Regions from separate parts of the Homo sapiens genome. Here region 1 is linked to region 2. A link is an interaction called in ENCODE POLR2A ChIA-PET data of the cell type or tissue named here. Cell type or tissue: PC-9. All regions are shown on one strand. Links, peaks and the distances in the headings refer to the core of each region. The heading gives the core; the rest is flanking DNA. Region 1 overlaps FGF12 (fibroblast growth factor 12). Region 2 overlaps FGF12 (fibroblast growth factor 12).

Region 1 (12,235 bases), core at 4,217-9,216, 120 kb before region 2:
GTCAAATGAGGATGATAGTTCCTAGATATGGGTTCGTTGTGAGAAAAAAATAATATCATAAATGTAAAGCATTCAGAGCAGTATTTTGCACATAAGAAGTGCCTAAATCATGTCAGATACTATAAAAATTTCTGCTCAGCGACTTGAGATTTGCTTTGAAGAGGCACTAGTAATACAACTATTGATTTTACAGTAGCAAAAGACTTATGTGACAAGAAATGAAGTTATGAAAAATATTTTATAATTACAGATAATTATAATATATATGGAGAGAAAGTAAAATATTGAGTTATTTTCTAATTTTGTAACTAGTAAGTAAAGAGACCAAATACCATGTTTCATATTTTAAACTCTGAATTCTTGTTACATTTCTTATTTAATGCTAAGCTATGACAAGGAAATAAATGTGTTATCTGCTCCATTAACTAACATTTGTTTGGAAAAAAACCTCATTACATTTGCAAAGTAGGATTTACAAAACAAGCTGCCAAAACAGCTGTGCAGTTCTAAAAATAATAATAATGAATCTATGTATAACCCCATCACACTCTCTTTAAAAAAACACATTTAGGCTTCTTTGATCTTTGAAACTGTCTTTTATTTTCATCCAGTTGACATGTTATAAAACATATTTTTGATTGCATGTTATGTTCAGATAGCATTTTTTCAAAACTATCTCTTATGTAAATGTAAATTTTAAAAATATTTCATCAGCCCTGCAGTCAAATGCAAGGCTAAATTGTTTGCATAATTTAATATGCATTAGCTACCCACCACACACATATTCTTTTAGAGCTGGAAATCAAATTCAAATCTGGAAGGGACCCTGGAGACTCTCTAGTCCATTTCCTTAATTTAATCGACATGGAAACTCAAGCCCAGAAAATGTAAGTTATTTACCCCATGCCACACAGCAAGATAGTGACAGACCTGTTGTGCTGCCCTCCTTCCTTTTTAACTTTTGTTTTATTGTTTATGATACAGCTGAGTCCTCACAAATTGATCTAGGGGAAATCTCATTCAGGATTTCTGGTGTAGACGCTGGCTTTGCTGCTCACTCACTATATCATGTGCCTCCTGGATAGGACTGTAGGCTCTGAAGCTCAACTGACAGGTGTAATTGCTGACCATATCACTTGCTGGCTGTGAACTTTAGTATCTCTATGCCTCTGTTTCTTCATCTATAAAATGGGGAATATAATAGTGACTACTTCATAGGGTTGTTATTAGAATTAAATGAAATAAATATGTGAAATGCTTAGAAAAATGTCTGGCAGTTCATTCAATTCAAGCAAGCTATTGATTGTCTTAAATGCTCTCTCTTAGAGTCATTTTCTTTACCTATGAAATGAGAGACATATTTATCTCACAGAGTGGCTGTCTAGGTTAAATAAAGTTCTCTATGGGAATGTACATTTTATATATATATATATATATATATACTCATACATTAACCAAGCATGACTTATAAGGTAAAATCAGTATACAAACTGATCATTTTCTTTAACTGTCCTTTAAAAATTTATGCATAAGAAAAATTTTCCCATGTCCATGGATGAAACTCATCATTTTTCTTCAAGTTGTAAAACACTTATTCACTTAATAAGTAAATTTCCCAGCTCAATATAATATAAACACTTCCTTCGTTATTCAAAGGTTATTCATTCCACACTCTCATCCACAATCAGGCCCTAACTGTGACATTCTTGCAGGAAGGCCACCAAAAATTTTAGTCACCCCCACTGCCCAAACCAACCACCATGACTGATATCTTCAGGACTAGTTAGACTATGGAGAGGGAGGAGCAGGAAGGGAACCAGAGAATTGTTACTTGATTGGTACTTCAGTAAGAATCTGGGGGTAGCGCTTACCTACTGTAGTTAAGGGTTTTTTAGAGACTTCCCTTTGTGGGCTCTCCAACTGAAACTCTGTCCGGTCAGTGATGACTTCTCACCTTCAAACCACTTTTCCATCAGCTCTTGGTTTTCCACTTTCTACCATATGTAGGCTTTTCCTATTAAAGCCTCGTTTCCTCTTACCCTGTTCTCTTGCATTGGAGTTTTAAAAGACTCTAGGCTGGTTCTTTTTTGCCATGTGGCCCACATCTATTCTAGAAGTATTATACACTCATTCTCCTCTGTCTTGACCAGCTTTGGGAATGCCGTTCAGTCAAAATATAGGATGAGCTCCTTGCCCTTGCTTTCTACGTTCCTAGGTGGGACTATATTTTGACGTTGGTGTACTGTGCTTCTCAGTACAATGGGAAGAAGATCAAAAACTCTCCATGGCCCTATTGAAGCCCTTTCTCTAGGTTTTAGATGAAGAAATTACCAAGCCCTACTCTTAAACTTTCTATGTCTTCCTTGTAGAATTTAGAGCAGTGTAATCAATTTCTGTGTTACCTATTTTCAGATTTCTATATTTTCTGGAATAAAATTTTAGAGTTCATATCTATTCCCTGATGCCTTAGTCAAAGTTTGTCATTTAAAAAAATCCTGTTACATACATAATGTCTATTCATCAATATATGTTAACATAGTGATGATTTTCAGTCTTTAACGTAGGTAAGCTGACTGATTGGTAACAGCGTAAAACCTTTAAAGGAGAAATGTGGCTGGGCGCGGTGTCTCACACCTGTAATCCCAGCACTTTGGGAGGCTGAGGCAGGTGGATCACGAGGTCAGGAGTTCAGGACTAGCCTGGCCAACATGGCGAAACCCCGTCTCTACTAAAAATACAAAAATTAGCTGGGCATGGTGGCAGGCGCCTGTATTCCCAGCTACTTGGGAGGCTGAGGCAGAAGAATCGCTTGAACCCGGGAGGTGAAGGTTGCAGTGGGCTGAGATCGCACCACTGCACTCCAGCCAGGGCGACAGAGCGAGACTCTGTCTCAAAAAAAGAAAACAGGGAAATGTATGTGTACGGGATAGGAGCTGCAGGGACTGTGACAGCCAGATCCTCATACAGATGCTGGGCGGTGGACTTCCGTGCTCTGAATACACGCAAGGAGGAAAGAATGTTCACTGTAAAGACCCATGCAAGCAGTAGTGAGCACTGCAACACAGTTGTAGGTTCTGCAAGCAATACTCATAGTTACCCAGTTAAAAATAGTAAGAGATTTGCCTCTTGTGGACCAAAAACTTCATGTGAATACCCTATAGAGATTGATCAAACAGCTGCCCCCACTGCAGACCAAGCATCATTCTTTGGTTTCCCTTGAAAACCGTCTTTACTGTGTCTCTTGGTTTTGCAATCACAGCAGTTATGCATATGGACAGAAATCTTTACAGAATGCTTTCTCATTCAGCCCAATAAAAGTAATAAGTGTTTTATGACTGCTCCTCAAATTTGGCTCCTCTTACCAACTTCTGGCTTCTCTCTTCTGGCCTAGGCATATCTCTAAAATCTGAATAAACTTGAGATAATATCTTCACTTAGAAACAATCTATTCTTTGATAGGGACAGCAGTGAATCATTTTATCAATGAATGGAGAGTATACGGGCTAAGAGAAAAATTTTCCTCTGCTGCCTTAAGGTTCACTGAAAATTATTGACAAGAGGCAGATTGAGAGGAAAAAGGCATATAAATTTGTTTGATCACAGTTTTACATGACATGAAGCCTTTCAGAATGAAGGCCCAAAGAAGCAGGGGAATAATTTGTCCCTTTTTATTCTTAGGTTTAACAAAGTATGGACAGTATCCTGTAGAAATATGATTGGACAAAACGAATATGATTTAATGCTAATAGACTGAGTAGGGAAACTCAGTAAGACCTGTCTGTCTAGATTTTTCTTGGCCTTTCTGAGTACGTATTCCTTTCTTCTGAGTGTGGTGAGGACCCTCTCTGGAAAGGGAATCTTATTACCTACAGTTAAACAAGGTAGGTCAGATAATTTTTTCATAGCCAATTTTTGTACAGAAAGGTAGAGGGGGCAAGTTAGAGTAATATGTTAAGGTTTTTGGCTGGCTTCAGGGAAATGGGGTTCTGGTTTCTATCACCCACCTTGGGAAAGAAGGGGTCTAGTTTCTATGGCTAACCTCAGGAAAAATTGGAACTGAGAGGCAGGAGGACAGGAAAAGGACAGAAAAAGATTGGATTCTGAGGCCTTCAGTTGGGGGTATTGTTTTCTAACTTGCAACAACAACATTAAAATGAGAATCATTTTCTCATAAGGCACCTTGGTTATCTGTGAGTTTATAAGAAATCATAAATTTTAAAATAAGCTGTAACCAAAAAAGTAGTGAATCTACACTCTAAAACCTTGTCAGAACACATTCAGAACATTGTGATTTGCGCTGGATGATGACTTGAACAAACTTGTCCATTTTACTCAGCACTAAATTTCTAGACTTCATCTAGGTTGTTGTGTAGGCCTGGGATTTATCCATTTTACCCATGCATTTCCTCTTGAAGTTGTGCTCTTGTGAGGGAAAAGAAACTTTAGTGCTTAAACACGTGGACTATATTTTCTGCAGTGACTGTACGACTGGTGAATCAGCTCTCCTGCCAGTGAGCATTTGTTTCCACGTTTGCTTTTTGAACACTGCATATATGAGCCTCTTTAACTCCAAGGTTTGATGATTCTTAATGAATCGCTGACTGTTAACATTGATAATCTAGAAAAGTAAGTAACGTTATTCCATCCCTTATCAGTAGGTGTTGGTTTTATATGGAGTGTTGTGATACATACAAGATGCTGTTGGTAATATAATTTATGTTAGTTTCAGATTACAGGGAAAGGGGTTCCAATCCATCTCAGTGAGGTGACAGTGAGGCAATATCCTTAGCTGGGAGGTTGGAATGTGGAGTTATCTGAACAATGTGGTCAAGCCAATCTCGTAATTTATAATCTTTCATAATTTCCTGGAGAACAATGAGTAAAGTCCAAATTCCGTGGCTTGACATTCATATTTCTTCACATTTTGTCCCCAAAGTACATTTCTAGTTGTTTATCTTACTTATACTTTACTTAACTAAAAAGGATATCTTACCATTCCTTGGGCAAACTCTCTTCATTATTTTTCTATTGTGTTTTCCTGTATTGTTTCTACCAATCTTTTTAGTTCCCACTTAGAAAACACCACCTTCACAAAACCTTTTCTAGTCCCAACAGGTAGATATAATTCTAAAGACAAAATTACAACAGATTTTAGTTTGAAGATCCTAATTGTTTTTTATTTACCATTCTAGAGTCAAGCAATTTTGCATTCTATAAAATAGAATGAATATTTCAATGAGCTGAACAGAGTTTGGTTTTACAAACAGAAAAGGGTAGAGGAAAACATATATAGAAAACAAAAAGCAAATTGGTCTTTTCAAAGTTACTTTACTTGCAAAGGTTAATGCAGGAGGAACTTCCTTATCGTAGTACCTAAAACTGGACTGTTTGGGGATGTGAGTCTCTCCTGATTGCTTAAAAGGTCAAATAAACAACTTAGTTTTGGCTTGGTGATGAGGAATTTCAGCATGAGTGACTCCATCTTGGTTTGGTCTGTTGGGCTTGGTGCAGGAGCTCAGTCTAAACGAATGGCTTCCTATAAATTTTATTTATCTATAAATAAAGTCTGATTACTTATAGATAGCTCTCATGCCAGGTACTGAACAAAAGAAATAATAGATACTAATCATCTTTAATCTAAAACATTAATATGCAGCTTCATTATCTATATTATTTGAAAGATCTGTTTTCACTTTGTTAGGATGTATTTTTTTTCCCTTTGAAAACAGTTGAAGGACCTGTCCTAGGTTCTTAAAGCATAATTTAAAGAAACACCTAAACCATGGACTTTGTACTGATGGCATCGTTGGATAAAGAAAATGTGAAGCCTTCCACAGTGATTGATATGAAGGAAACCAGTTTACTTGCAAAAGCTGTATGTTATTAGCAACTTTGTTTCTTTAGTGCCACACTGTGTCCTTGTTATGTCCTTATCTGAACATCAGTCATGCTAATTTGGACAAATGCTTACGTATCCTTAAAGTATTCACATATTATTGGCTTCAACTTCAGAAAAGCCAGGGGATTAGATAGTAGCTGTAAGTAGAAACCATTTCTTCTATATTCTATCTCTCTCTCTTTCCCCTCTTCTCTCTCCTCTCTCTTCCTCTCTTTCTTGCCAAATTCTTAAACTCTGACGACCCTGGTTTACACCAAATAGTTTTTCTGATTAGCCATCAGTGTGACCACGTTCCTATTTTTATTACTATGTATCTTCTCTCAAGTGTGTTAATAGGTATAGTTCTTGTGAGGTATATAAACAGTAGGCAAATATGGAATTTTTGAAGTACTTTCTCTGTTATTTATTTTTGGTATGGCTTACTCTACACATTTTATATACATAAATACTTGTCACTGATTTTCTCACTGTAATATTTTGGTAAGTGTGCATATTAAATATGTTATTTTACAAAGATGCTTGTATTGGTGGAATTTTTACTCTGCTCTACCTTGATAGGTAATAATGTAATAGGAAGATTTATTCTGGAATTTCAGTATATCTCTGGATATAGCAAATAATCTTTATTAACTCTATTTCTTTTTATTTTTTCTTTAGCAGTACCTTTAAAAATAGAGTATAGAGTGTTTATACGATGTTTATACAAAAGATAATTAGGATGTGTTAACCTTGAGGCATCTATTTTAGGTTTTATGTTTGTAAAAATCATCTTCAGCCTGTATAATTATCTGGCTGATGGTGATCAGTCATTACGATGCTGATGACAGGCATTTTTCACTGTTTTCAGTTCTACTTTTTTTTTTTTTTAATTCACTCACTTAACATCCTGAAGACTCAAATCCTTGAATCAGTCCACTGAGCAGGAAGGACACGGGCAGCAAGCAGACAAACCAGTTCCTCAGCTTGCTGTCTCAAGGTTGCAAACACAAATTGAATCCTCCTATCTATTATTTTTGCAAGCATTTTTTAAAGAAGAAGTTTTATGGGAGTGGAAGTAAATTTTCCGAAGCCTTGACACGCCCAGTGTCAGATATACATCCATTCATTTAATATTTACTGAGGGTGTACCATGCACAAAGCCCCAGGGAAGAATATTTACCACCTTGAGAATGGTTTGCAGTCCAGCTACAGACATGGATGTGCAAACAACCAATAATGCCAAGAGATGCTGCGTGACTCCTCGAGCTTACATCTGAATGCATCCTGAGCTACTGGTGAGGAAGAACTCTAAATATTGCCTAGCATGCAGGACTCTCTTAGAGGCCCTATGTTTGTCTGTGCCCATAACCCAGCTTCAGCCCCAGGGAAACTTGGTCTTTTTGTCTTTATTTTTTAACAAGTTTGTATTTTGTGAAGTTTTCTTCTTTCTCCTTGGATCAGAGTATATTGTATATATTTTCCCTTTTCCACTATAGTGGAAGCTAAAACAGTAGGAATGGCAGTGTCTCTCAATCTCATTCATATGTATAAATACAGAGTGCTTAGTGCAGATGTTTGAATGGATTTCCCCATTAACACATTTATGTAACAGCATAAGTGGTTCAGTAGCTTTTGTTGGAAGAAGAGATTGATTTTCTTATGAAAGGAGTAAATCCCCTCATAGGGAACACTTTACCCAAAAGTGATAAAACTAACTTGCCCTTAGTTATGTGGGAAGTGTGGCTCTATCCACTTCACCTGTTCTCTTCCTTCCTTGAAACCAATCTTGCAAAACTGATTCTAAAAATTTATTCACCATTTTCTTCTCATCTATCGAAGTTTGAAAAAGAGATGGAGGTTGAGATAGATGACATTTTTTCTTCTGAAACTGGAAGGATTTGTCTATAAAACAGGTTGTGTAAGTGATGGCTTCTCAAATTTAGCAAATCACAAGTCAAGGAGCATCAGACTGGGAAAGGATCTTTCCTTACATCCATGAATATTTTTACAATGGCTATGATCAGTTGGGCTATTTTTGGGCTCTCTTGGTGATGGAGAGCTCCCTCTCTTTCAATGTGCACATTCTCTGACACACAGGGAAAAATCAAGCAAGTTGGAGCCTTGTGACAAATGAGCCGCAGTTATCCTGCCTCATCCCTTTGCAGTTTCTTCTTTGTTTTACTCAAATAGGGAAGTATCATTTAAAAGAGTACCAAGCATATCATATAGTCATAGAGCCCCCTTCTCCATTGTTGAGGATTTATATTCATTTAGTGGAGTGGTTTGTAATTTGCTGGTAATTAGGTTCAACTGTGCCCCGTAATCATGCAGCCATATTTCACTGGTTACGTTTTATTTTATTTAAAAATGTTTTAAAGTAGTTTTTTATCTTCATGAAATGGATTACATTTTTACATAGCAATTTCACAAAATCAGATAATATGAAAATATAACCTCCCCGTCCCCTTTCCTTGTCTGCAATGGAACTAAGTTAGGCTTGAAACGAAATGAGCCTTACTTGAAGCATAGCTACCACAAAAAAGCAATAACAGTTACTGAAAATTCCTAGAATAAACTGTGTCTTTATGAAATGCTTTTTTAAAAAAATTTGGATTTGTCTCTGGGTGATTGTTTAATTTTCAGATGACTCCAAGGAACTCGGGCCATTAATTTTTTAATGCAGCTCTCTGAATTTTCCAGGACTCACCATTATTTTTATTAGTCATTCCTAATATCACTTGGAGGAAAGTCAATATTTTTCCCTCTCCTGTCTTCCCAGAAAACCCTAGAACTGGATAAGAGAAATGAGTAGGACCAGATCAGATTCTAGGCAAGAATCACAATTAGGAGATCAGCTTTGAAGAGCCGTTTTAAGACGTCTCAGTAAACCAAGGAGTCAGTCTGTAGCCTGGGAAATTCTGAATCCTTTGGGATACTTCTTTTTACAGTGCTGCAAAACTAGTGTCCTCAGCTTCTCTACCTCTTCCTTGGGACATATTGTATGTCTTTCAGACTCCTGCATTAAGTTGCCTTTGTGTTTGTTTATAAAACATTCAGATGTGATACATGAGAGTGGACTGATCTAATCTGGGGATGAGGGTTGGGAAAGACTTCCCCCCAAACAGAAATATTTGAATTGATATCTAAAGGAAAAATTAGGAGTAAATTAAGTAAAGGTTGGAAGATACCATTAGTAGAAAGAAGGAAGGCAGAGGTGATAGGGAAAGCTAGAGATAGGCAGGTAGGTGGGAAATGGTAAGTTAGGCTTTGTAGGTTGGATTTCAAAGATGGGTGGGATACGCTGATGGGAGTTTAAATCAGGAATTCTGAGCCAAATCAGACTTTGCCTTGCTATTGTAATGTTTCAGCCTTGCTACTGTAACTTCCAGCAAATGGGCTGAGAATCAGATTCACAATAGTTCTGGTTGACAGTACAGCATTCAACAATGCAGATACTTATGTCGACTCAGAAAAAGTTTAATGGGCGAATAACACAGAATACAGGAGAAAAGAATTTGAAGAGTGCTTGAACCTCTGAATTCATACAAAGCCAGCAGATGTACTGGATGTTACTAAATACATGACATGAAGGAGGCTCTGTAGTTTCAAACATGAGGCTTATTCTTCCTTGGTAACCAAAAATGATGCATGGATGTCTTATACAATGTCCATGATATTTCATGCCACAGTTAATGATTTTTAGATGACACTTGGAGAGAAATCTTTGGCAATGTCTAATTGATTGATTTTGGTCCAGTTTTTTAAGAACCATCCTTACTGCAGGGAATGAGGCTGCCTGCCAATATACTATCTGAGAAACTCAGAAGGGCAAGAAAAACCTACATATCAAATCAATTTAAATGGAATTTGAGGTGTTTTTGGTGGAATTCTAACATCCACCAACACCCATTATATCTCCCTATTTTCTTCCCATTGAATTAGTGGATTCTTTTATCTTCCTTCCTTCCTTCCTTCTTTCCTTCCTTCCTTCCTTCCTTCCTTCCTTCCCACTTTTCTTCCCTCCATCCATTCATCTGTCTTACCTTTTTTCCTTCTTTTTAAAAATTTCAGCATAGCATTTTTCTTCTACAATCTGGAGGAATATATGGGTTATGTAAGTGTGGAAACATATTTGTCATTTTAGTTTACCTTTGCTGAAATAGTGAAGGATACATAACGTATAAGATACAATAATTCTCTTAATTTTTTGTGACTTGGCTCATCCAGAATTAGTTTGTCAGCTCCTGCAATGTACTTAACATCTTATTTCTCCCCAGTACCCTTCATGAGATCTGCTGTGGTTCATAGTAACTTAGATTGAATTATTTTTCTTTTCTTTTTCTCTTCTTAGTTCACTTTGCCCAGTAATAGTAGGGGAGAAATGAGGGGTTTTATGAAATGTTGATATAGTGGAATAGCATGAGTGGAGAATTTCAAGAAAGTTCAGTTCTTTGCTCATGAATTGATTTAACAGTTACCAACTAAGGTGCAGGAAATTAAGTGCTGTATTACATGTAGCCTGAGGCTCCTTGGAGAAAAGAAAAATGCTTTTGCTTTTCATTGAGCTGTGGGAAGTTGTTTCAAGACCATCAGGAAAAGCTTTATTTCTGTGAAAAATAGCTCTATGGTCATCAGAGCAAAAAGGCCTTGAATTTTATATGTGAAAGATTTCTACTGAAAAACCGCTAGGTCCTGACTCCATTGACCTCAGAATGCAGGAGGATGTGGAACACAAAATTGAAATTGTGGCCCATGAAAGTTACTCTTTTTCAGTAATACTACAGTATTACAAATATTCCATGTTCTTTAATGAAACACCTTGCCACTAACCTGAATGGATGTCAGTTTTGTTTCTCTTTATAACACAGGGCTCACTAACAATGTTCAGCTTTTCAGCCATTTATTAAACTCAGAAATTTGTCTTAATAAAATCACTTCAAAGGAGAAAAAAAAGAGCTGTATGTCTGAAGATATTCTTTGTAGTATTAGCTATAATAGTAAAAGATGGAAACAATTTAAATACCCAATGGTATAGAAATTATTAAATGAGTTTACATGCCAAGAGGTAAAGAAATATTGTGTGGCCATTAAGAGTTATTGGGTAGACTCTGCAACTGCAGAAAATTGGCTCCAACCTAGTGTTATATAGAGGAACTAAATAACTAGTCATAATAAATATAGCATTTATTAGGTCCTTTTAATGTGCCAAACACTTTTGAAGGACTTTACATTTATTAAGCCTAACAGTAATATTATTAGGTAGTACTATTATGGTCCCTAATTTACACATGAAGGAACTGAGCAAGATTGCAGGGCTGATAACCCCTGGGTTTGGGATTCAAATGTAGAGAGTCTGTCTGCAGAGTTCACATTTAACCAGTACTGTGTATACGATCAACAAATGGCTGTATCTACATTGATTACATCTGGTAACACTGAGTGCAGGTTAAAAAGCTAGGAGAATATAGAGAAATAAAATTAGTTAAGACTGCTGAAATTTGGAAGAGAGGCATTTTTTTAAATTTTCTTTTATGTTCTAGTGGGTGGCTTTCACTATTTAAAAATGTCTTAGTAGGGCCAAGTATGTTAGCTCATGCCTGTAATCTCAGCACTTTGAGAGGACAGGACAAGGCTGGTGGATCACTTGAGGTCAGGAATTTGAGACCAGCCTGGCCAACATGGTGAAACACTTTCTCTACTAAAAATACAAAAATTAGCCAGGCGTGGTGGCACACGCCTGTAATCCCAGCTACTAGGGAGGCTGAGGCAGGAGAATCACTTGAACCCAGGAGGCGGAGGCTGCTGTGAGCCAGGTTCATGCTGCTGCACTCCAGCCTGGGTGACAGAGTGAGAGACTCCATCTCAAAAAAATAAAAAACAAAAAATAAATAAATAAAAATAAAAATGTTTTAGTAATGTGTAACATTTGCATACAAAGTTCAAACTTTATTAAAGTAGGCTATTGTATTAGATTATTCTTGCATTGCTATAAAGAAATACTTGAGACTGGGTAATTTATGAAGACAATAGTTTTGATCGGCTCACAGTTCTGCAGGTTTTACAGGAAGCATGGTGCTGGCATCTCCTTGGTTTCTAGGGAAGCCTCAGGAAGCTTACAATCATGACAAGGCAAAGGAGGAGCAGGTATGTCACATGGCAAAATCAGGAGCAATGCAGGGGAGAAGCCACACACTTTTACACAGCCAGATCTCATGCAAACTCAGAGAGAGAGTTCACTTATCATCAAGGGGATGACCCAAGCCATTCATGAGGCATCTGCTCCCATGATTCAAACATCTCCCACCAGGCCCCACCTCCAACATTGGAGATTACATTTCAAAATGAGATTTGGGCAGG
Region 2 (12,235 bases), core at 3,648-8,647:
TGTTTTGTATTGGAAAAATGCTGTGAGATGTGGCATTGCATGAGAAATTAAAGGCAATGAAAATGGAATCTGGAAGGAAAATAACAATCCCTTCAAAACTACATAATAAGACACCAAAGAACAGAGCAAATCAGGAGTCCTGATGTTTTAAAACTCCAACTGGTGGACACTAATGCCAAATTTGATATTTTTATTTCAATAAACTGGAAATAGAAATAAATGCCTTGGTTCTCTTTTGGACCCAACCATACTGAAAGACAAAAGCAGAAAGATGGAGCAAAAAAGAACCTCTCTGCCAGTAATTGTTTTAATTACAGAAAGGATAATAGCTGCAACTCTTTCTTTTGTGTTTTGGGTTTCTGCCAGCCTGTGATACTTTCCTCCTGCAAACCATTGTAACTTATTCAAACCAGTTTTTTCTGGTTTCTGAATGTAGTCTTTAATACAACCCTCTTACCTCTTCCCCACACATTCTTCCTCTTTCTCTCTCTTTGTCCCTCATTGCAAATATTGCTTTTTCTTTCTTTCTAAACGAACATACAGACGCTTTTGTTCACAACGTTATAGTTGTTATCTCATTATAGTAAATATGTATAGCACAGTGAATGCATTTCTAAGGCAATACATTTCTTCCAAACTAGCACTTAGAATTCTCCCAGAGTTCCAAAAGGATCCCATGTAACATTAATTCAGGTGTGAAATTGCTTTAGGTAAATTTCCCACACCCTTCTATGATCTGCTATTAAGACAATTAAGTATCTTCAATGGTGCATTAACTAACACAGCAGTCTAACCTTTCAGCTTCTTGGAAATTACAGAGGACCAAGGAAAATTCAATTAAATTTGTAGTAATAAAATGATTAATCATATTTCATTTGTCTTTGATGGTAACTAGTAGTCGATGGAGGTTCTTTATAGAGTTTAATGTTTTAGTTTTATTAAAAACAGAAGTTAAATTGTTTTTATTTGGAAAACAGAATTTGTCAGAACAACTCCAGTGTTCCCACACACAGGTTGTTCAACTCTCCACTACAGAGTGACATTGACACTTAAAAATTACTGCTAGCACTCTCAAATTTCAAAGGATCTGTCAAGAATACAGCAACAATATAAAGTGATAATTAGTAGCAGCTATACTACCTTATATTCCATTTGAATGGCATATTGTCCTTTCAACATGCTTTCTGAACCAAAGTATCATTTAATAGCCACTAAATCCTTGGAAGTATGAAGGTTAAGATTTACTATCCCTATTTTAAACACGAGAAAGATGTCATTTCTAGAGGTTAACTCACTTAGGTGTATACAGCTAGAAAGAAGCAAAACTAGAATTGTTACCTGGTAACTTCAGATGTCATGCTTTTCCTACTACAAATGTGATGTGATGTGTGTGTGTGTGTGTGTGTGTGTGTGTGTAAATAGGCGTTGTCATTCCTTAAAGTTATTCAATTTAGTTACTTAATCAGTTGTGTGTGTGTGTGTATTTGTGTGTAACTTCTTATGAATTAGAATCTGCAGAGGCAAGACATAGATACAAATGTGTATTCTTAGAACATCCGGGTATTTCTCATGGAAGAATTAAGGACAGCAACTCTACAAGTTGAGTGTGCATCAGAATTACCTAGAGAGCCCACTAAAGCATAGATTGCTAGGCCCCATCTCCTGAATTTTTAATTCTGTACGTTTGAGCTGGCCAAATAATTTGCATTTCTTAACGTTCCTGCTGTTGGTGGTGGTGGTTAGGGGTCATGCCTTGACAATCACTAAGTTTAGGGAACTGTCTGATGCAATGATCCTTAGAATCTCTTTCCTTTCTAGACTCTATAATGCACCATATATACAAGGAAAGGTAAGGGTGGTCGTCAGCTTTCTTGGTTTATTTTCTGTTTCATTGATTTTTCTTATTTCTGTGAAGATGAGGCTTATTATTTGATTATTCAAATATCACTTAACTAAAGGAGCTTGATAAATATTGTCTACCGTATAGTATTCCTTGCTCCATTTGTGTCAAAGTCATCTATTTTACCTTTATATTGGTCAGTTTCAGGGAACTCAGCCCAAGTTTAGGACCTTAGATAAAGTAAAGATTCACTGACTTTAAAGGTGAAAGAAAAATCAGCTTTACTCCAACCAAAGACTTCTTCAGTTAGTCACTGTAGCATAGTAGATAGGAATATTCATTTGGAACATAACTATGAAACATCTACTAAGCGTCTTTCACTGTACTAATGGGGACACAGTTAGTACTCAAGGAAAGACAATTTTGACTTGATAGCATTTATGTCTAGAAATGGGTAAAAAATACGCAATTAAAAATAAGCAAGCATTTTAAAACATCACTAGAGATTAGTTCCAAGAAAAAAATATGGGACTATTTTAAAAAGGATGATGAAGGTAAATTTTTTAGAGAAGATGACGTAAATGATGTTTGAACAGTAATCTGAATGAAATTTAGTAGTAAACCATGCAAAGATGTGGCACAAGGTTTTTGCAGGCAAAGCTGAGAGATTCCAAAGGCTTTTATAGACTCCGAGGATGCCTAATAATGAGCAAGAAAGCCAATGTGACTAGAATGGATTGATTAAAGGAATGGAAGGTAGGAGATGAACTTAGAGAGAAAGGAAAGACTATAAATTGAGGGCTTGTAACCACCTTCAGGACTTTAGATTTTATGGTTAATGTGATGGGGATTCATTATAGATTTTGAGCAGAATTGCAGTGAAATCATCCAGGATCTTAAGCAAGATAGTATTAGATTGGACTCTAGGGTTTTATAACTAGAGGTAGAGAGAATGACTTTGAATTTATTTTGAAGGTAGACCTGATAGAGCATGCTAATGGATTGGATGTAGGTTGTTAGATAAAGACAGAAATCAGGGATGACTTTTAGGTGTTAGGCATGATGAACTGGGCGAATAATGGGTCTGTGTGCTGAAATGTGTACACACACACACACACACACACACACACACACACACTACTTAAATATGACATTTTAAAATCACTTGTAATCCCCTAGTACTGGTTATTACAACTCAGACACTACTGACATTTTGGGACTTTGGGTTCTATAATTCCTTGTTGTGGGGCACTTCCCTGTGCATTGGAGGATATGTAGCAACATCTATAGCCTCTATGTTCAGGATACCAATAGCAAATCATCCTCTCTAGTGGTGACAAACAAACATGTCTCAGACATTACGAAAGATTCACTGAAGGCAAATTCACCACCGCTTGACAACCACTGCCCTAGGTTCTATGACTACTTTTCAAATGGGGAGACTATCTTGTTTGGAAAAATTATTCTATTGTGTGGAACTTTCTCACATTATAGAATATTAGTAATACCACCTTGACCTCCATCACTATAGTTGTGACAAGAAATGGGGAGAATACTTCCCTAGTTTCTTCACACTGCTAAGAAAATGAATGTAATTGCTGACTTACTCCTGGGGAACACTAACATTTATTGGAAAAGGAGGCTCCTGCAAAGGAGAATAAAATAGAGTAGCCAGTGATTTGCAGAAAGACTAGGCTATTTTGATTGATGTTCAAGAAGCCAAGTGAAAACATCTTGTCAAAAAGGAGGAAATAATTAACTGTATCCAACACTGCTGGAGTGTCTAGCAAGCTGCTAAATGAGAATTGATCTTTGCTTTTGTAACTCGTGGTCAGTAGTGACTTGACATGAGTGATTTTGGTGAAACAGTGAGAAATAAGTCTGAATGGAAAGAATTAAATGATAACTGGAGGCAAAGAAAAGAAGAAGGTAATATTGAATATTAAAGTTCTTTTGAGAACTGCTGCTATAAAAAGGAAGTAGAGAAATGAGGAGGGAGCTGGTGAGAAACATGACAGTTACATGGTAGGGTTCTTTGTTTTTAAAGCTATTTCATACATTCATATACTGATGGGAACAATCTGGGATAAGCAGACATTGGGATCACAGGAGAGAGGGACACCAAAGAACACTGAGTAGAAGGGCTGGGACTGAGTGCACCATGGCGCTCTAGATTTAGGTAAGAACTGCACAGTGCAAGCATTGTAACAAGCAGGAGTCAGAACACGTGGGGGCAGATGTCCATAGGTTGGTAATTTTTGCCATGAAAACATTTCTCATCTAATTCTCCTTTCTAAGTGAAATGCAAAGTCAGACAGTTTATTGTCTTGGAAAATAAAGAGGAAGAATAAGAAGGAGAGAGGGAGAAGGAAGGAAGGAGGGAAGGAAGGAGAAAGAGAGAGAGAGAGGGAGGGAGGGAAGGAAGGGAGGGAGGGAGGGAGGGAAAAAACAGAGAGAAAGAAAGAAGGAAGAAGAAAAAAAGAGAAAGACGAGAAGAAAGAAAGAAAGAGAAAGAAAGGGAGGGAGGGAGAGAGGGAGGGCGGGAGGAAGGGAGGGAAGGAAAGAAGAAAGAAAAAGGAAAGAGAGAGGAAGGAAGGGAGAGAGAGACAAAGAGCAAGAAAGCAAGAAAAAAGAAGAAAGAAAGAAAGAAAAAAGAAAAAGAAAGAGAAAGAAAGAAAAAGAAAGAGAGAGAAAGAAAAGAAAGAAAGAAAGAAAGAAAGAAAGAAAGAAAGAAAGAAAGAAAGAAAGAGAAAGAAAGAAAGAAAGAGAAAAGGGAAAAGCAGGCAGGTCTATTTCCTGAGTCTGTGGAGGGGCTAAGGTGGTATTGGAAGCTTGAGGTACAAGGGGAAGGTGTGAAATAAGTAACTTGCGAAGCATGAGAGAGCTGATTGACCAGAAAGATGTAGTAGAATTCCAGAAAGTGCTGTGTACAACCATGAGGTTTGGGGTCAAGGTTTTGACTTACGACCAGTCAAAACAGTTTTATGTTTTTCAGCATATTTACACATACTCAACTGTTAGGCTATCAGCTTAGAGCAGGGGCACCAGGGTTAGTCTCAAATGGATTTTAAAGCTGACTGCCCTGTATTGCTATATTACTTTGGACAGGTTACCCTCTTTGTTCTTCAGTTTACTCAGCTGCAAAACAGGCCACTAAAAGTATCTATTTTTATGGTCATTTAAAAAACTGTTTGTATGTATAATGTGCAGGCATATAGTAAGTGCTCAGTTAACGTTAGATATTATTATGAGGATGACTAATGCTTAATAGGAGAGTACTCATAGGATGGTACTTGGCACCCGGTTTATTATAGCTGTGTGCTTTATAAATAACAGCAATGCCCAAGATTTTACTTTTTTCATACTTTTAAGAAAGTCTTTGTTTCATTGTAATTTTTTCAGAAGAAATTTATAACTAAAATAGAAGTTATTGTTGAATGTTAGAAGTTGTAAATAGGGGAATCTGAGCCATCACGATGGCAAGGAAAGCCTGCATATTCTGGTAACTGCATTTGCAACACAGGCACCCATGAAAAGAATGTAATAGAAAAATATTAAATAGAAAGCTTGCCCTGGAAAAAATCCATACCTAATCCTACAAAGAGAAAATGGATTGTTTTTGACAATACTTCAAAGCTCAGTGATATATATTTCACATTTCTCTTTTCTAAAAGTGTAAATTTTTCACTTTAAAATGAAGCAAGAATTAAATAAATAGAACAAATACCATATATCATCACAGAGTCAATATATTATGGTCCTGTTCTGACCAAGTGTTGCATTGTATTTGTGTTACCAGAACTGCAGGGCTTTCTATGGCTACATGGTCAGTGCATGCTCAGACAGCTGTTAAAATCAAAACCTTCACTGTGCTGGGTCACCTGGTAACTACTGTCTATCTCACAAGTGCATTCTGCTGACATTCAAGGGTTAAACTGGTTTCTAGTAAATACTGTGCTTTAAAGTAGTACATACTGTGAGCTGTGTTATTAGAAACCTGCTTGTCCTTGTGTCTGAAAATAAGGAGGAACACTCTCGCACCAAATCTCTACCTTATTTTCACTCAGAAAGCTGGGTTAAATCTCTCCGTTTCAATCTACGATAGCTCTAGAAAAGTCAAAAGCATGAATAGAAAGAAACATTAAGAAGAAGGAAGAAAATTGAAATGTAAGTCAGAATAGAGGAAAAATAAGAAGAAAAGAAGTGAAATAAGAGTGTGCTTTGATTTGAAGAAAGAGTACAGAAGAACCAAAAAGAAATGCTTCCTCTTCAAAACATGATCGTATTTTACCATTTGTCCAAAACTATTATGATGATACATGCATTAGAGGAGCAATGATATTTTATCTCAGAAATATCCTGGGGTGAGGGAAGCAAATATTTCTTTTCCTACTCTATGTACTTGACAAATGAATAGAAAGAGGGCAAGCGGCTTGATCAAGGACAACCCAGAAAAGCCAGATGAAAGGGAAATAACATTGTTTATTTATCTTGCAGGCCAGATGAAAGGGAAATAACATTGTTTATTTATCTTGCAGGCCTTGCATCTTTAGGACACTGAACATCCTTGAAATTTGGGTACTGAAACTGTGTTGGAAAAATAGTATCAAGTGCAATCAGAGAGAAACAAAGTTTAAATCAGTTTTATACTAAGTACTATCTATAACATCATACCTGCTGAAAATAAAATCTATATCACAAGTGTTGCCCCAAGGTCCTGAGTGAGACATAGTTAACTAGTAACATCCCATATTGTCTAAATTAGAGGATTTGCTTCCAATTTCATATGAGAAGTGCCACTGAATCTGAGTTTTTGTGGAACAGGATTGGGGAACTGGGAAGACAAGAAAGATAGGGAGTTTCTGTTTCTTTGTTTTGTTTTCATGTTATTTCCAGTCTAGAAATTACTGCTTATCATAAGAACTAAAATATCAAATTTTGTTCTCATAGCTGAAGTGGCCTCCAGTGCATAACACAGAGGAAACAGGAAAATAATTTTTGAAGAAAAAAAAGAGATTTAAAAAAAATTCTAGCACCTCCTAAAGCATGGCAAATCTATTCCTGGTGAAATAATATTGCGCATTATAACAGAAAGAGATGGAAAAAGTCCCTCTTGAAATACATTGCACTTCGAGCTACTACAAATCAAGGGACTAGGAATCTTTCTGGTTAATAATAAGGATCTGATTATTAGGAAGAGAGAAACTTAATCTGGCATAGGATAAGAATAATTTGAGAACCACAGTTTAAGAGTTGTAGAATTCATGTAGCTATTGAAGGTCAGAGCCTAGACAGTTCTCTGGACATACTTGCTAAAGGTTTCCCCTAAATGCTTAATAGTATGTGATTAGAAATTAATAGCAGAACTCCAAATTCTAGTGCTGATATTTATATAAGATCATGAATAAATTTTACTATAAAGTACATGTGATTCCCATTTTCTATGTGGTATTAGTAATTCTCCATACTTGTTCATAGCCAAAAGGCCAGAAGCAATGACATTAGTAATTCTTAATTTATTTTTTGTTTGTTTAGGCTTCTTAAGCTCCCCCCCAAAACAAAAGAACATGTTTTAGATCGCCCAAATGAACCTCACCTTTCAATTGCATTCAGAATTATGGTACTTGGAATGGGTATATTAGATAAACAGTGGGCCCTATACACACAGTGGGACTTCAGCTAGATTTATTCCTACGAAATTGTGATTGTGTTTGCAAAGCACCAGAACAACTCATAAAAGTTTCAAATGCTGAAAGACGGCCGAATAGGAACAGCTCCGGTCTACAGCTCCCAGCGTGAGCAATGCAGAAGACCGGTGATTTCTGCATTTCCATCTGAGGTACCGGGTTCATCTCACTAGGGAGTGCCAGACAGTGGGCGCAGGTCAGTGGGTGCGCGCACCGTGCGCGAGCCGAAGCAGGGCGAGGCATTGCCTCACCTGGGAAGCGCAAGGGGGCAGGGAGTTCCCTTTCCGAGTCAAAGAAAGGGGTGACAGACGCACCTGGAAAATCGGGTCACTCCCACCCGAATATTGCGCTTTTCAGACCGGCTTAAAAAACGGCGCACCACGAGACTATATCCCACACCTGGCTCGGAGGGTCCTACGCCCACGGAATCTCGCTGATTGCTAGCACAGCAGTCTGAGATCAAACTGCAAGGCGGCAGCGAGGCTGGGGGAGGGGCGCCCGCCATTGCCCAGGCTTGTTTAGGTAAACAAAGCAGCCGGGAAGCTCGAACTGGGTGGAGCCCACCACAGCTCAAGGAGGCCTGCCTGCCTCTGTAGGCTCCACCTCTGGGGGCAGGGCACAGACAAACAAAAAGACAGCAGTAACCTCTGCAGACTTAAAGGTCCCTGTCTGACAGCTTTGAAGAGAGCAGTGGTTCTCCCAGCACGCAGCTGGAGATCTGAGAACGGGCAGACTACCTCCTCAAGTGGGTCCCTGACCCCTGACCCCCGAGCAGCCTAACTGGGAGGCACCGCCCAGCAGGGGCACACTGACACCTCTCACAGCAGGGTACTCCAACAGACCTGCAGCTGAGGGTCCTGTCTGTTAGAAGGAAAACTAACAAACAGAAAGGACATCCACACCGAAAACCCATCTGTATATCACCATCATCAAAGACCAAAAGTAGATAAAACCACAAAAATGGGGAAAAAACAGAACAGAAAAACTGGAAACTCTAAAATGCAGAGCGTCTCTCCTCCTCCAAAGGAACGCAGTTCCTCACCAGCAACGGAACAAAGCTGGATGGAGAATGACTTTGACGAGCTGAGAGAAGAAGGCTTCAGACGATCAAATTACTCTGAGCTACGGGAGGACATTCAAACCAAAGGCAAAGAAGTTGAAAACTTTGAAAAAAATTTAGAAGAATGTATAACTAGAATAACCAATACAGAGAAGTGCTTAAAGGAGCTGATGGAGCTGAAAACCAAGGCTCGAGAACTACATGAAGAATGCAGAAGCCTCAGGAGCCGATGCGATCAACTGGAAGAAGGGTATCAGCAATGGAAGATGAAATGAATGAAATGAAGCGAGAAGGGAAGTTTAGAGAAAAAAGAATAAAAAGAAATGAGCAAAGCCTCCAAGAAATATGGGACTATGTGAAAAGACCAAATCTACGTCTGATTGGTGTACCTGAAAGTGATGGGGAGAATGGAACCAAGTTGGAAGACACTCTGCAGGATATTATCCAGGAGAACTTCCCCAATCTAGCAAGGCAGGCCAACGTTCAGATTCAGGAAATACAGAGAACGCCACAAAGATACTCCTCGAGAAGAGCAACTCCAAGACACATAATTGTCAGATTCACCAAAGTTGAAATGAAGGAAAAAATGTTAAGGGCAGCCAGAGAGAAAGGTCGGGTTACCCTCAAAGGGAAGCCCATCAGACTAACAGCGGATCTCTCGGCAGAAACCCTACAAGCCAGAAGAGAGTGGGGGCCAATATTCAACATTCTTAAAGAAAAGAATTTTCAACCCAGAATTTCATATCCAGCCAAACTAAGCTTCATAAGTGAAGGAGAAATAAAATACTTTACAGACAAGCAAATGCTGAGAGATTTTGTCACCACCAGGCCTGCCCTAAAAGAGCTCCTGAAGGAAGCGCTAAACATGGAAAGGAACAACCGGTACCAGCCACTGCAAAATCATGCCAAAATGTAAAGACCATCGAGACTAGGAAGAAACTGCATCAACTAACGAGCAAAATCACCAGCTAACATCATAATGACAGGATCAAATTCACACATAACAATATTAACTTTCAATGTAAATGGACTAAATGCTCCAATTAAAAGACACAGACTGGCAAATTGGATAAAGAGTCAAGACCCATCAGTGTGCTGTATTCAGGAAACCCATCTCACATGCAGAGACACACATAGGCTCAAAATAAAAGGATGGAGGAAGATCTACCAAGCAAATGGAAAACAAAAAAAGGCAGGGGTTGCAATCCTAGTCTCTGATAAAACAGACTTTAAACCAACAAAGATCAAAAGAGACAAAGAAGGCCATTACATAATGGTAAAGGGATCAATTCAACAAGAAGAGCTAACTGTCCTAAATATATATGCACCCAATACAGGAGCACCCAGATTCATAAAGCAAGTCCTGAGTGACCTACAAAGAGACTTAGACTCACACACATTAATAATGGGAGACTTTAACACCCCACTGTCAACATTAGACAGATCAACGAGACAGAAAGTCAACAAGGATACCCAGGAATTGAACTCAGCTCTGCACCAAGCGGACCTAATAGACATCTACAGAACTCTCCACCCCAATTCAACAGAATATACATTTTTTTCAGCACCACACCACACCCATTCCAAAATTGACCACATAGTTGGAAGTAAAGCTCTCCTCAGCAAATGTAAAAGAACAGAAATTATAACAAACTATCTCTCAGACCACAGTGCAATCAAACTAGAACTCAGGATTAAGAATCTCACTCAAAGCCGCTCAACTACATGGAAACTGAACAACCTGCTCCTGAATGACTACTGGGTACATAACGAAATGAAGGCAGAAATAAAGATGTTCTTTGAAACCAACAAGAACAAAGACATAACATACCAGAATCTCTGGGACGCATTCAAAGCAGTGTGTAGAGGGAAATTTATAGCACTAAATGCCCACAAGAGAAAGCAGGAAAGATCCAAAATTGACACCCTAACATCACAATTAAAAGAACTAGAAAAGCAAGAGCAAACACATTCAAAAGCTAGCAGAAGGCAAGAAATAACTAAAATCAGAGCAGAACTGAAGGAAATAGAGACACAAAAAACCCTTCAAAAAATCAATGAATCCAGGAGCTGGTTTTTTGAAAGGATCAACAAAATTGATAGACCGCTAGCAAGACTAATAAAGAAAAAAAGAAGAATCAAATAGACACAATAAAAAATGATAAAGGGGATATCACCACCGATCCCACAGAAATACAAACTACCATCAGAGAATACTACAAACACCTCTACGCAAATAAACTAGAAAATCTAGAAGAAATGGATAAATTCCTCGACACATACACTCTCCCAAGACTAAACCAGGAAGAAGTTGAATCTCTGAATAGACCAATAACAGGAGCTGAAATTGTGGCAATAATCAATAGTTTACCAACCAAAAAGAGTCCAGGACCAGATGGATTCACAGCCGAATTCTACCAGAGGTACGAGGAGGAACTGGTACCATTCCTTCTGAAACTATTCCAATCAATAGAAAAAGAGGGAATCCTCCCTAACTCATTTTATGAGGCCAGCATCATTCTGATACCAAAGCCGGGCAGAGACACAACCAAAAAAGAGAATTTTAGACCAATATCCTTGATGAACATTGATGCAAAAATCCTCAATAAAATACTGGCAAACCGAATCCAGCAGCACATCAAAAAGCTTATCCACCATGATCAAGTGGGCTTCATCCCTGGGATGCAAGGCTGGTTCAATATACGCAAATCAATAAATGTAATCCAGCATATAAACAGAGCCAAAGACAAAAACCACATGATTATCTCAATAGATGCAGAAAAAGCCTTTGACAAAATTCAACAACCCTTCATGCTAAAAACTCTCAATAAATTAGGTATTGATGGGACGTATTTCAAAATAATAAGAGCTATCTATGACAAACCCACAGCCAATATCATACTGAATGGGCAAAAACTGGAAGCATTCCCTTTGAAAACTGGCACAAGACAGGGGTGCCCTCTCTCACCACTCCTATTCAACATAGTGTTGGAAGTTCTGGCCAGGGCAATTAGGCAGGGGAAGGAAATAAAGGGTATTCAATTAGGAAAAGAGGAAGTCAAATTGTCCCTGTTTGCAGACGACATGATTGTATGTCTAGAAAACCCCATTGTCTCAGCCCAAAATCTCCTTAAGCTGATAAGCAACTTCAGCAAAGTCCCAGGATACAAAATCAATGTACAAAAATCACAAGCATTCTTATACACCAACAACAGACAAACAGAGAGCCAAATCATGAGTGAACTCCCATTCACAATTGCTTCAAAGAGAATAAAATACCTAGGAATCCAACTTACAAGGGGTGTGAAGGACCTCTTCAAGGAGAACTACAAACCACTGCTCAAGGAAATAAAAGAGGATACAAACAAATGGAAGAACATTCCATGCTCATGGCTAGGAAGAATCAATGTCGTGAAAATGGCCATACTGCCCAAGGTAATTTACAGATTCAATGCCATCCCCATCAAGCTACCAATGACTTTCTTCACAGAATTGGAAAAAACTACTTTAAAGTTCATATGGAACCAAAAAAGAGCCCGCATTGCCAAGTCAATCCTAAGCCAAAAGAGCAAAGCTGGAGGCATCACACTACCTGACTTCAAACTATACTACAAGGCTACAGTAACCAAAACAGCATGGTACTGGTAC

The links. Peaks named below come from ENCODE experiments on the same cell type or tissue, not always from the same donor. Only the 100,000 strongest peaks of a DNase experiment are listed, where the experiment ranks them.
Region 1: POLR2A ChIA-PET joins it to region 2 with 5 read pairs; 1 of 35 experiments calls an interaction of 5 or more read pairs at or near these places.

The regions. Positions count from the first base shown.
Region 1 is chr3:192,268,438-192,280,672 of GRCh38, reverse strand. All of the region lies in intron 4 of FGF12 (fibroblast growth factor 12), which reads left to right. The region is part of intron 3 of FGF12-AS1 (FGF12 antisense RNA 1); the gene reads right to left. Among named protein-coding and RNA genes, the nearest start is that of FGF12-AS1, 36 kb to the right of the region's middle. In PC-9, for the core only: no CTCF peak of the experiment used is centred there; DNase peaks (open chromatin) are centred at 4,642 and 6,892; H3K27ac peaks cover 886 bases.
Region 2 is chr3:192,150,687-192,162,921 of GRCh38, reverse strand. All of the region lies in intron 5 of FGF12 (fibroblast growth factor 12), which reads left to right. Among named protein-coding and RNA genes, the nearest start is that of FGF12-AS1, 82 kb to the left of the region's middle. In PC-9, for the core only: no CTCF peak of the experiment used is centred there; no DNase peak of the experiment used is centred there; H3K4me3 peaks cover 1,106 bases.